Linked DNA regions of Homo sapiens: region 1 is linked to region 2. The links are chromatin contacts, found by Hi-C or POLR2A ChIA-PET in ENCODE. All regions are on one chromosome and are shown on one strand. The core of a region is the stretch at or near the end of the contact, and the rest is flanking DNA. Distances in the headings are between cores, read along the strand shown.

The links. A loop is a pair of places that touch in the nucleus more often than their neighbours do. ChIA-PET counts read pairs that join two places held with the same protein, here RNA polymerase II (POLR2A). Pooled maps may share reads with other maps.
Region 1: a loop to region 2 is called in a map of prostate gland, with 5 times the contacts of the local background. The contact joins the enhancer-like site here to the promoter of LINC00163 in region 2. A Hi-C loop is called at or near these places in 1 of 168 maps with a recorded cell type or tissue (prostate gland) and 1 of 50 pooled maps. POLR2A ChIA-PET finds 5 or more read pairs at or near these places in 4 of 52 experiments (AG04450, H1, K562 and 1 more).

Annotation. Positions count from the first base shown.
Region 1 is chr21:45,045,573-45,052,583 of GRCh38, reverse strand. LOC105372836 (a long non-coding RNA gene) reads left to right here. Exons shown (of 5, transcript XR_937796.3): 5 at 1-3,178. Among named protein-coding and RNA genes, the nearest start is that of ADARB1, 26 kb to the left of the region's middle. RefSeq lists enhancers at 99-730, 731-1,364, 1,300-2,499. Within about 2 kb of position 1,628, at least 8 of the 41 ENCODE cell types and tissues checked have a DNase peak (open chromatin) inside an H3K27ac peak, as active enhancers do.
Region 2 is chr21:44,991,373-44,997,744 of GRCh38, reverse strand. It overlaps LINC00163 (long intergenic non-protein coding RNA 163), which reads left to right and starts at 3,659. Exons shown (of 2, transcript NR_033840.1): 1 at 3,659-3,841; 2 at 5,910-6,372. LINC00165 (long intergenic non-protein coding RNA 165) reads left to right here and starts at 2,543. Exons shown (of 1, transcript NR_170266.1): 1 at 2,543-3,383.

The DNA.
Region 1 (7,011 bases), core at 379-2,878, 57 kb before region 2:
GTTGCCCAGGCTGGTCTCAAACTCCCAGGCTCAAGTGATCCTCCCGCCTCAGCCTCCCAAAGTGCTGGGATTACAGACGTGAGCCACTGTGCCCGGTGCAACCTAATGGCTTTTAAAGATGCCTGTGCTTACCTCAGCCAAGGGCCACGGTTGCACTGGAGTTCCTGGACACAGCCCTATCTGGTTACATGGCGGCTGCTTCAGGCTCCGGTCTGTTCCTGTGCTGGCTGCAGGGCCAAGCTGGCGTCTGAAGGACATTTCTTCATCGAATGGGCAGTCTCTGGAGGGTCCAATTTTCCTTCTAGGTTTTCCTTTCTTAGGACACTGTCCTTGCCAACCATTTCCTGCCACGGCTGGTGGTGGCCAAGTCCTCAGGGCCTCTCTGAATGCCCGGCTCCTGTTCCACTCACAATCCCCGGTGCAGGCCTCGCCTGGGAGCAGCGGCTTCTCAGAACATAAACCCCAGGGACGCTCTCAGGTGCCAGCTGTGTCTAGTGTGGCCTGTTTGGACCCCATGACTTGGAAAATTTTAAGAAGCACTTATAAACTATTAACCTGTGATTGTAGGTAATGAAACAACCAGAGGGCTTTATAAAATTAAGATCAAATTCTACCACAGAAGCATTTGAATTGGGCTCACTGCATGCCAGGCGCTGCTGTAAGCACTCTACCTGCATGTTCTCATTTGATCCTCAGCAACCCCAGGAGGCTGGCACGGTCACAGCTGCACTCATGGGCGAGCAGGTCTGTGAGCCAAGAGGTGGTGCCCCTCCCATGGCCACGCAGCGGTCGGGGGCCACACTGGTGGTTCCAGCCTGTCCCTGCTGCACCAGCAGGCACACTCGAGCCACAGGCCCACTGCCCCTCACATGCAGAGGGTAGCTGGTCTCCCCCAAGTCGGCTTGGCTTCTGACGATCGCTCTCGTGCTCCCTCCGGCCCTACCGTGGGGGCTTCATCTCACACAATGTCCAGAGTAAGGACCCAATGTTTACAGAGATGCGTGTGGAAAGCATGTCACAGTCAGAGTCCCAGGTACCCTCACGTCATTCCTGAGGGTACAGGAAGGAATCAGAACAAGAAGAAAAACCAACAGAAACAAAACAGTAACAACAAGCAAGCTACAAACCAAAGGCATATGCAGCGCACAAAGGGTTAACACCTTGACTGGTTCAAGAGCCAGAGATTAACATCACAAATAAAACTGCAAATTTAAAAAGATAACAAGATGCCATGTTTCATTATTGGATTAGCAAATACTAAAAAGAAAGCTATGCCCGGGGTGGGGGACGCTGGAGGACGTGGGGCCGGTCACTCACTCCCGCAGGATGCCCTGACGATGCCTGTCAGAAATCTTAAAAATGTGTGCAATGTCTTAAAATTTATCCTGTGGAGATAATAAGGGATACGCCCCCAGATAGATTCACAGCCTTTTTATAATAGCTGAGATCTGGACAACCTAAATGGCCAACACTACAGTATTACTCAATGACGTGTTTATTCAAACCATGGCATTCTACGCAGTATTAAAATGATCCAGCTCTTCACTTCCTGACCTTAAGAACTGCTAATGATATAATTGTTACATGAAAAAAACGTGCACAGTGCCTCGCGTGTCACGGGGTCAGATGTGCACAGCACAACGTGCGTGCGTAGTTTGGTCTGTCCACGTAGGTACAGGCATGAGTCATCACCTGTGTGATGTTTCTACGAGGGGCTTTTTCTTCTTTTTGCTTATTTTTCTTGTTTATATTTTTCTACAATGAATATGAGTAACCTATAGCAAAGTGTAAAACAGTGTGAGCAGTCTGTGTGCCATTTCCTCGACCTCTGCCCACTGGGAGCTGGGTCTGCAGCCTGGCTCCCGCCCCGTCCCCTGCCGAGCTCTGCTGAAGAGCAAAGCAGAATGTCCCTGAGGAGGGGGCCTCGCCAGCTCCTGCACTGGAGGAGCCTCTGAGTACATCGAACTGGAGTCTGAGCTGGTCACACAAGCCCCCGCTGAGCACCTGCCATGGGCTGGGACATCCTGGGGACGGAATGTTCTGGAACCACAGCAGTAGGTCAGATGGGAACTCTGGCACAGACGCCCCCTTTCCAGATTCTTGTCCAGATCCCAAGATGGATACAAAACATGGCAAGTATGAGCTGAGGCTTAGCAAAGCCACATAAATCCATCGCTGCTGCGAAAACAACTCGAATGACATGGTGTTGGGAACAAAAACCATACAAGAATTCCGCGTCTGGGAAGGGCCTTTCTAAAGTAGTTCTGGTTACAAAACAGAAGTGAGTATCATGAGGTGAACAGAAAAGGCAGAAATGTTAGTGAAATTTCAGGATACAGGAATGAAAGGAAGTCCTGTAACTTACTGAGTGGTTTAGGGAGGCCACCGTTATGACAGATAGATACGAACATGTGTCACGGCCCAAGTGTAAGAGAAGTGTGTTCATTTTTGGTGAGAGCAGGACAAGCAGGGCCTGGGTGGTGAAGCGGAGCTTGGGACATGGGAGGTTTGGGTGGGGGGAGTCTCTCCCCATGTGGCACCAAGGGGCCCAGGCTGAGGGAGCCTTCGCCATCTTCCTTCACAGGTGAATTTGAGGTCACCGGGGCTGCTCCCTGGCCCAGGCGGGGAGAGGCTGTGAGCCTCTCTGGAAGCAGGGGGAGCATTCCTCCTGCTCACGGTCCACTGGCTGGAGCCCAGCCAGGGCCCACCCAGCTGCAGCAGAGCCTGGATGGATCAAGGCGTGCCCAGGAACAAGAGAAGGGACACGTGTCGAAAGCAGAGAGCAGCATCGACCTGTGTTCATAGTTAACAGTTGACTATTTTGACACTTGAGAATGTTTCCTAGAATAAAAATGAGTAAGAAAAGGTTGAATTTGGCAAAGACATAAGGCATACATTCACGAGAGGTGCTCTCCTATGGACACAGCAGGTCACTTTAACTGCCTTAGAAATCTGGAAACAAGGAAATTCTGAGACCCACAAATCTGGCATTTATCAACCATCTTTTCTTTCAATGACAAATGTAGGTAGTATAATTATTTTATGAGCATACAGAGAAACATAACTTTAGACTCACAAATGACTGAAAAGTATTGATCTACGTGGTTCTTTTCAACCAAAATTAATGTAAATAATGTAAAAAAAAAAAGTTGAATTAAAGATTTATTTTCCAAAGAGATCTTTTGTAGCCGACATGGTGTATCTTTGAATGGCTTTTAATTTTTTTAAACAAAATTTCCTCTTTTTCTTCCAATGTGTTTTTTCTATTTTTTAAATGTTTTGATCCTCGTACAACTTGCTCTGACCATGCTTATTTTTCTAAGTTCTTGTGAAATCAAATGCTGTGTTTTCATTTTGTGCCCAAACAATGCGAACATTACCTTGACCAAGAAGTCTGCAGACTAATGTTCACCAGATGGGCTGGTGTCTGGCATTCTCTGCAGAACGTGTCCAAATCCTGCCCAGTTGGTCATGATACTTCCTAGAAACGGACTGGATGGGGGCGAGGTAGGGGAACCATCTGCCTCATGGTCCTTAACATCTAGAACTGGAGAGGATTCGAAGGAAGAAGAAAGCATCCCCCTCATCTGAGTTGCTTTGAAGGACATTAGATGCGAAATCCTAATCAGAAGGTGGTAAATTTAGCTTGCAAGCATGATAATTACTTTATTAGTTGATAATACTTTTCACCCAATATATGTTTAGTATGGAAAACCCCAAATAAGTTTTTAAACTGCGGCTATTGAATATGGAAATTCCCTTGCAAATGACTTCTCAGCAAATGAATATATGGTCTAGAGATGGGATATTTTAGGGGGTTACTTTCTTTAGATAGTGGAGTGCCTGGAGACCACAACCAGATCTGAGAACATCGCATCTTGGTTTTCGTGTAGCAGACAGCCAGTTTCTCAGACTTAGGACTTAAAAAATGTTGAAATGTATTCCACAGAAAAATCTTAAGTTGACCACTCAACCTCACATTGGCCTAAGAAACATTTTTAACGAAGACATAAAAGCAACTCTAAAATTCTATTTTACTGAGCTCTTCTGATAATATGATTATGCAATCACTAAATGGAAGTGGCTTTTTGCTATGGTTTCTGGCTACCCTGTCTTACCACTGTAGCTTTTGGATACAAAATTAAAAAGACCAGCCTGGAAGGGATGATGTCTATACTGGCAATATTTCTTACTGTCATCACGTTTTGTGTAAAACAAATACCTACTATTTTGAGAACAACTTTGGATATGTTTATTTTGGTTACAAAATTTAAACGATCGTTTTCTGAGTTTGATGCTGTTTTATTCTCCTATTTACTGAGCCCCATCGTGAGCGGAGCTGGGGGAGTGATATGGGAACCCAGCCTCCGCCGCTCCTCAGTCACCCTCACCCTTCTTAGTTCTTACCTGTCACTGTGAAGTTAACTTGCTTCACCAATTTTAAATAATATCTCTTAGCCCTGGCTGTAAAGATGAGGAAGTCAGCACCCTTTTCCTCCCCACCTACTTTCTTTCCTTTTGAGATGGAGTTTTGCCCTCGTTCCCCAGGCTGGAGCGCAGTAGCACGGTCTCAGCTCACTGCAACCTCTGCCTCCTGGGTTCAAGCGATTCTCCTGCCTCAGCCTCCTGAGTAGCTGGGATTACAGGTGCCCACCACCACGCCCAGCTAATTTTTGTACTTTTTAATAGAGCTGTGGTTTCGCCACGTTGGCCAGGCTGGTCTTGAACTCCTGACCTCAGGTAATCTGCTCGCCTCAGCCTCCCAAAGTGCTGGGATTACAGGCGTGAGCCACCGCACCCAGCTTCTCCCCACCTACTTTCTGCCTTTCACTCCAAACCGTGGTTAGCTTTATGATTTCTCTATGCTCAGAAATTTATCACTTTACATTCTTATAAATTCTTCCAGACACATTTATTCTAGCCTTAGTCCTATAGTTAGATTCAAAACTTACTGCTAGTGCTTCCAATAATGTTTTAAAATTCATTTCTTAGTTGGCTACAGTTTATCCTCTATCCCATAGGAATAATGTCACTGAGTTTTGCATGTCTGAAATGTTTGTCAGTTGCCTTCCATGTCTGTGACAGTTTAGCTGGTTATAATACTGGTGTTCACACTGTCTTTCACTAAGGATCTCCTAGGATGCTCCACGACCCTCTAGTACCATTGTCATTGTAAAGAAATCTGAGCCAGACTGGCTTTTCTCTTTACAACTGACATGATATTCAGTCATGCACATATTTAATCTCTTTTGATGGTCTTCCCTTTTGAGCATTTTCTCTTCAATTGCTTTTATAAAGAAAGGTCTTTGTTATGAAAGATATCAAAATATACGAGTACACAGAAATACACATGACACTTGCATGTATCCACCGCCCAGCCACCATGCTTAGTCACATTCCTCCACTCTTGCATTTTTTTGTTTGTTTGTTTTTGAGATAGAGTCTCCTGTATCACCCAGGCTGGAGTGCAGTGGCAGGATCTTGGCTCACCACAACCTCTGCCTCCCGGATTCAAGTAATTCTCCTGCCTCAGCCTCCCGAGTAGCTGGGATTACAGGCACACGTCACCACACCTGGCTAATTTTTGTGTTTTTAGTAGAGAAAGGGTTCCACCATGTTGGCCAGGCTGTTCTTGAACTCCTGACCTCAGGCAGCCTGCCGCCTCAGCCCCCCAACATGCTGGGATTACAAGTGTGAGCCACCATGCCCAGGCACTGTTGCATAATCTATGCCTTTACTTACTCCTCACCCCTCACTCAATTATTACTTTGTCTTTTATGCAGATTTATATACATTGACATGCACAAATCTTAGCTGTACAATTTTGAAAATAGATTTTTTAGAGCAGTTTTGGTTTTGCAGCAAAATTGAGCAGAAGGTACAGAGTTCCCATGCACTCCCTGACCCCACACATGTAGCCTTCCCCACTACCAACACCCCCTGCAGAGGGGGACGTTTGTTGCAACTGATGAGCCTATGTTGACATGTCACTATCACCCAGAGGGCACAGTTTACATTAAGGTTCACTCTTGGTGTTGTATATTTCATACATTTTGACAGATGTGCAGTGGCATGGACCCACAATTATAGTATCACACAGAAGAGTTTCACAGCCCTAAAGACCCTCTATGCTCTTCCTGTTCATCCCTCCCTCCCCTCAGCCCCTGGAAACCACTGATCTTTCTATTGTTTCCATCATTTTGCCTTTTCCAGAATATCATATAGTTGGAATCACATGGTATGAAGCCTTTTCTGATTGGCTTCTTTTACTTAGTAATATGCATTTCAGGTTTTTCTGTGTCTTTTCATGGTGCTAGGGACTGAAAGTTTGTGTGCTCCCAAAATTCATATGTTGAAATCCTAACCCCTGAGGTGGTAGTATTAGGAGGTGGGGTCTTTGGAGAGGTGATGAGATCATGAGGACTACGCCCTCATGCATGAAAGCAGTGCGCTTACAAAAGCCAGCCCAGAGAGCTGCCTTGCTTCTCCCACTATGTCAGGACACAGCAAGAAGGTCCTGTCTACCAACCAAGAGTTGGGCCCTGGACAGACACCAAATCTTCCAGGACCTTGGTCTTGGACTTCCCAACCTCTGGAACTGTGAGAAGTAGAGTTTGGTTGTTTATAAGCTATCCGGTTTATTTTGTTTTGTTATAGCAGCCTGAACAGAATAAGACACATGGCTTGAGAGCTCATTTCTTTTTAGTGCTGAATAATGTTCCATAGTCTGGATGTGCCCCAGTTTACCCAGTCACCCACTGAAGAATATCTTGCTTGCTTCCAAGTTTTGGCAACTATAAATAAAGCTGCTATAAATGTTAGTGTCGACATACGTGTTCAGCTCATCTGGGTAAATGCCAAGGAGTGTGATTGCTGGATCCTATGGTAAGAGAGTGTTTAGTTTCATAAGAAGCTGCCAAACGGTCTTGCAAAGTGGCTGCACCATTTCCAGCAGCAATGATGAGCGTTCCTGTTGCTCCACACCCTGGCCAGCATTTGGTGGTGTTGGTG
Region 2 (6,372 bases), core at 2,410-4,909:
TGGAGGCTGCAGTCCGGTGCCACCTCCCAGGGGGCAACTTCAGCCTGTGCTCCTCCTCCTGGCCGTGAGATGGGCCCAGGGCCTGCCCCGCACAGCTGTGTGTGCTGCCTCAGACCGAGCCCACCACTGAGGGAGATGCAGGGGCCCACACACAGCTGCTACCACTCGGCCCCGTCGGCTGTTCCCCTGCAGGGCTCGTGTGAGCGACCCCCATCGCCGGGGGAGGAGGAAGCAGCCCGGGGCCCAGCTCCCAGAGCTGCAGGGGCATCAGGACAGTGGCTCCCTCCCGCCTGCTGTGGAGGTGGCCTTGAGGCCTCAGCCTGGCCCCCGCCCTGCCACCCTGCGCAGCCCAGCAGCAGAAACAGGACTCAGGGCCCCATCTCAGAGGGCAGGAACAGAGCTGGCATTGGGCCGAGCACCCCCGTTCCCAGCTGCTCAGGGCTGAGCAAATCACAGCTCTGAGCAACTCTGACCCTTGGCACCCACCCTCCTCCCGGAGCACCACAGTTCCCGGGGCACTCACCCTCCTCCTGGAGCACCACAGTTCCCGGGGTACCCACCTTCCTCCCCGGGGTACCCACCTTCCTCCCCAGCGTGCCCACCTTCCTCCACGGGGACCCGCTTTCCTCCAGGGATACCCAGGTGCCTTCCTCTCAGGGCACCCACCTTCTTCCCAGGCACCTACTTTTCTCCTGGGGCACCCACCTTCCTCTGGGGGCACCCGCCTTCCTCCAGGGGCACCCACTATCCTCCCAGGATACCCATCTTCCATGGCACCCATCCCATCTTCCTCCCATGGCACCCACCCCATCTTCCTCCCAGCGGCATGAGGCTCCCAGGGAGCTGTGTCTGCGAGGGCAGCATGTCTAGCCTGTGTCCAGTCCTGGGCAGGGAGTCTCACGACAGCCTCCAGATGCACCTGCACCTGCCCAGCCAGGGTGGCCTTGACCAGGCCGTGCAAACACCAGGGCCTGGCCTCTCCCACATGGGGTCATCTGCTCACCCAGGGAGGGCTGGAGGCTCACCCCACAGCCCCTTCCTCCTGCCACAGGGAACAGGGGACCAGGGCATCCTCCAGAGCAGTCCCCAGGGTGCAGATGGCCCCAGAGCCCCCAGACCAGCCCCAGCCCCGGGCTCCTGGACCATGGCTGGAAGGGATCCTCCCGCTCAGGGCTGGAGATGCCTGGCCTGGCACCAGCTACTCCGCCTTCTCCAAGGCACTTTAAAAAACACCCAGCAGCAGCACCTCATCCTCAGGGCACCCGCAAAGCTGAAGATGCAGACAAACAATACAGGGTGAGACTCCTGGAGGCGACAGGGCTGAGCTCGTGCCCTGTGAGCTCTTTCCCAGGTTACAGAGCTGAAAGGAGCCCAGGGACCTGGAGGAGGCTGTGTCAACTGCCGTCTGGTGGCTGGAGGTTGAGAGGCCAGCAGCCGCCAGCCTGCCCACGGGCACTCAGACCCACGGCCAGCGGCTTCTGGAGCAGGCCAGGTGGAGGCAGTGAAGCCCCCTCTTGGGGTCTGTTTCTTGCTTCCACCCAGAGCCACTCTGGGATCTTTTTGATGTGCCCTTGGATGCCCTTGTTCAGTGAGGGGGGCAGGCAGGGGCAGGCGGAACAGACCTCACCACTGAGCGGCCCCCAGAGGTCCTCCCCAGCCTCCCGAGGACCTCAGAGGGGGGCCCTTTCTCTCCCCTGCATCTTGGCCAACGGGTCCTGCACTGGAGCTGGGGCCTTGGTCAGACTCTAGGGGCCTGAAAGTCTCCTCCTTCCCCACTGAGGCTGGGAAAGGAGGCAGGTGGGCCTGGAGGCTCAGGCGGGGCTGCTGCTGGGCACCTCACTGGCTCTGCACCTACCTGCCCATGGTGCCAGCTGCCTTGCCGCTGCGTCCCCAGGTCACACATACTGGGAACCCCATGTGGCCGCCCCCGCAAGTTTTGCAGAACCCGTCCCGAGCCCCCGCGTGTCTTTCCCAACATGGGTCCCCTGTGGGGGGTGGGTGGGACCCTGTCTTTCCCAACATGGGTCCCCTGTAGGGGGTGGGCTGGGACCCTGTCTTTGGCTCCCGTTCCACACCTTGCCCTAGCCGGCAAGGGCTGCAGACCCGGCCGACAGGCCAAGCTTGCCAGAATCACTGGTCCCATGCAAAGCCAACACCCAACTCCAATGGGCGGCAAAGCGCCGCAGGCACAGAGCCTCCTTTCATCTCTGCAGCAGGCTGAGTTTAAAAAGCAGATTTTCTACACAATGTCGTACGCGAGTCTCAGCAGAGCTCAGGCCACGACCTCCAGCTGCCTGCAAGCCTGCATCTTCCTCTGGGAGGCTTCCCCCCTCACCCTGCATCAGGGCCCGGGCTTGAGGGGTGATGGAGGCAGGTTCCCCTGCAGCCGGCGGTTCTGGGAGCAGGTGCCCGAGGCGGAGGCCATGGCCTCTGAGCAGGTGGCAGCTTCGCCCCCACCAGAGCCTGCAGCCCTCACAGCATCCCACATTGCCCCAGCCTCTGCCTGGGCCAGGCCCTCAAGCTGCTGGCTGGGGTGCCCAGACTGTGGAGGCAGTGGTTGAAGGCCAATGGCTCCTGGTGTCATTAAAGACTCTGTTTTTACCTCCTCTGGGCCTCGGGAGACCAGCCTGGCACCAGAGGAGGGGCTGGCAGAGCCCCAGGCTCCAGTCCACACCCACCGGCCCCAGGTCTGGCCATGGGCTGGGCCCTGGTGTGCAGACAGCAGTGGCCACTGCTCCAGGGCCTTTGCACCAGCCTGCTGCAGGTCCAGGCGGTCATGGGGAGTGGAGCCGCAGCGGCCTCTTGTTTTCCTTCCCCTCTTGGGAGACGGCTGCTCCTCCTGGCTGTTTCCAGAAAGTGTGTTTGTTATTTGGCTCCTGGAAACACCATCTGATGAAACAGGCTCTGTTGGGCTGGCCTGCCAGGCGGAGGCTGTGGGCGCCCAGGAGTCTCACCACGAAGCAGGTGGCAGAGGCCCGATAGCCCCACCCTGCAGGCCGGGACCTGGCACCTAAACGGGGAGATGGAAGAACATGGAAAATTCCCTAAGAGCAAATTGATGCTCAGCTTCCGCGGGCACCAACTTGCTGCGGAATCCTGCTTTGCAGATCATCGTTCCTCGAGCATTCGGACGCCTCGGGCCCCAGAAGTTCAAGAACAAGAAAGCTCTGTTTCATGCAGACACGCTCACGCATGCACACATGCTCACACATGCACTTATACGTGCACACACACACACACAACACACACACACGCACACTCACACAACCATGGCCATGTAGCCCCAGTCTCAGCATCATGTCCTCTATTTAGAAATATTGGCTAAACACCTAATAAATAACTAAACAGAAATGTAATCTTTAATAAAGTCTCATAAACCAAAAGCCAGCTGGCAGTTCCATTTGGAACATCCATGAACACAGCTGCATTTATAGGAAAACTTCTCCGTCAGCGATGCTCCCATGTGTGACAGCCGCCCCCAGATGTCCTTCCTTCCCCTCCACACCCCCTCACAGCCCAGGGCCCTGGGGACACCGGTGCCGAAGGGCTGGATCTGATGGACAGGCCAAACCCGGGCCACGGGCCACAGTACTGAGCAGGCGGGGCCCTCAGGGAGGGACGGGGCTCCCTGGGCCAGCCCTCTGCCAGCCGACCAAGACTCACCCTCGATGGTGCCCTCGACCTGTCCTCCCTCAGCAGCCTGTGGCATCCAGACCAGTTCGTGGCCCCTAGGAGGGGAAACTGAGTCCCAGCCCCAGGGTCCTCCCTCGGCTTCACTGGGTGCCCCATGGAGGAGACAGCCAGGGTGTGTCACCTGACAGGCTCACCAGAACCAGCACAGGTAGGAGGACGGGGCAGGTGGGGACAGGACAGGGTTGGACTCCAAAGGGAGGCCGGCAGCACTGTGTCCCGGGGATGCTGACAGTGGCCCAGGAGGGGTCAGATCTCCTCCCCAGCCAGCAGCAGGGCCGTATGCTGGGAACAGGACCTCGTGGTGAGCAGGTGGGAAGGAGGTGGGTGGAGATGGTGGGTAGGGCTGCCTGGAAGACTCCCCAGGGATGGCCATGTGTGTTGGGAGCACTGCTGGAAGGATGGTGTGGCCAGGAGGAAGTCCCAGGGACAGGGGTGAGGAGGCTGGGCCAAGAGCCTGGGTGTGAAGAAGTCACCCTCAGCAGGCTGGGCCCATGGGCCCGGGGGGTGCTCAGGGAGGGTGAAGGGAGATGGGGAGGAGGCTCAGGCCTGCCAGGAGCCGGGTCCTGGTGGGCAGCAGAGGGTACGGTGCCTGGCAGCGCTGAACGGGAGTGGGCGGGAGGACGTGGAGCCAGGCCAGCCTCAGTTCGGGGGTCCTGGGGCCTGTGTCCAGAGGCGAGGCCCACACAGCGGCGGGACTGGTCCTGCAGGCGCGTGGCCACAGTGGGCAGGAGTGGGGGCTTTGGGGCCCTGGCTGCCCAAAGCTTGATGCTAGCCTAGGGCCAACCAGACCCCACATTCAGGGCATACCCCACAGCGTATCAGACATCTATAGCCGTGTAGCAAATACCCCAAAACGTAGCAGCTTAAAAATGCCTCCACGTGTTAGCTCCCCCGTTTCAGGGGCAGCATGGCTGGTGGCTGTGGCTCAGGTGGCAGCCACGGGCAGCCCCTTGTCCAGGACGGGGCTCACGGGGCTGTGGGGAGGCCTCAGCCCCTGACCATGTGGCACCCCCAGGCTGCCAAGTCTCCTCCAGGTGCCAGAAGCCACAGTCTAACCCCCTAGGCCTGGAAGTGGCCTCCCTTGTGCTGTGCCCGCCATGGGCTGTGGTCACATGGGTCACCCTAAGGCCACGCGGGCAGGGCTGCACCAAAAACATCAACACGGGGTCAGGGCGTCCGAGCCACCACAATGCCAGCTCCTGCAGTGCTGGCCACGTGCCTGGCAAGGAACCCTGCACACAGACCCTGCTCTGCCCACCCCCCAGGGGTCACGAGGCACACAGACCCTGCTCTGCCCACCCCCCAGGGGTCACGAGGCACACAGACCCTGCTCTGCTCCCCCCACGGGTCACGAGGCCCTCGTCCTGCTGGGCTAGAGGCGGTGGCCTCTGCCCTCCTCATAGTGGCTACTGGGAGACCATGAGGTGGTGGCAGCAGTTGCCTGTGCGGAGGTGTGCTCAGTGCTCAGGCAGGGAAACGTGCACACACACACTCTCACACACACACACACACTCATGCATACATGAGGAGGGGCTTTTGGGGGAAGAGGAGCCCAGGGAACATGACTCCTGGCACCTTCCATGGCGGGACCAGGGGTCGGGGGTGCAGCAGGAACTCTGGCCTTGAACCCAGTGGCTCCGCCTCATCTAGGGCTGCTCTCACCAGCTGTGCGGCCTGGGTGACTCCATGGCTCTGGGTCATGGGCCGTGCTTGGTGCCTGGGGGGCCCGGCCTTCTGTGCCTCAGTCTCCCCCACCCCCTGCACAGCAGGCTAAGGGCGCCTGATCCGTGGGACTCAGGGAGCTGAGTGGGAAGATTTTTGGAAAGAACTGCCAGGGCCGGCATCAGTGAGGGCACGAGCTTCTGGCCGCCTCTGCCCTTCCCATTCCCAGCTGCCCTGCAGGTGCCCGCTGTGGCCTGGAGACGCGGCTGTGGACGCCATCTGCTTGCGCTCTCTCCCTTTTTTAGCCCGAGGCTGAGCGGTCCCTCCGGACTGGGGTGCGTGGCGCCTGGCTCTTGACTGGCAATGGAGACGCTCCCCAAAGCTCCTGGAATGTTACTGACCGCCGGGCTGGGATGGCGCTCACATTCTTCTAGGTGTGGATAGTGGAAACCAAACCAAAATATTAGCACAAGGCTAAGTTTGTTTTACAGCCTCCTGTAATATATGAGGTGCTTGTTTGGATTTTATCTAAACAACTTTCCCTGCACACCCAGCAGCTGCTGAGTTTTGGCTCCCGGACCCTGGAGCCCCTGCTGCCGAGGCTGGGGATGGCGGCTCCAGAGGTCATTCCTCCCCCGGAAGACACACGCTGGCCTTGGGCCAGGGGACCCTCAGCGACGGGGTCACCCCAATGTTCTGGAGGCTGCGGTTCTGCTTCCTCCTGGGGCTGAGCTGAGCAAGCTCTAGCTCTCGGGCCGAGCGCAAGGAGGGCAGGAGTGATGTCTCCAACTGTGCTGAGGTCTGCCCTGGGTGCAAGGGCCCTGTGTTTTCAGCGCTGCCGTGTGGCCCATGGATGCCCCAGGCCCCTGGACAGTTGATGCCTGGGGTCCACACTCCTGGACAGGGCTCTGGACAGTTGATGCCTGGGGTCCACACTCCTGGACAGGCCCCCGGACAGTTGATTCCTGGGGTCCACACTCCTGGACAGGGCTCTGGTCAGTTGATGCCTGGGGTCCA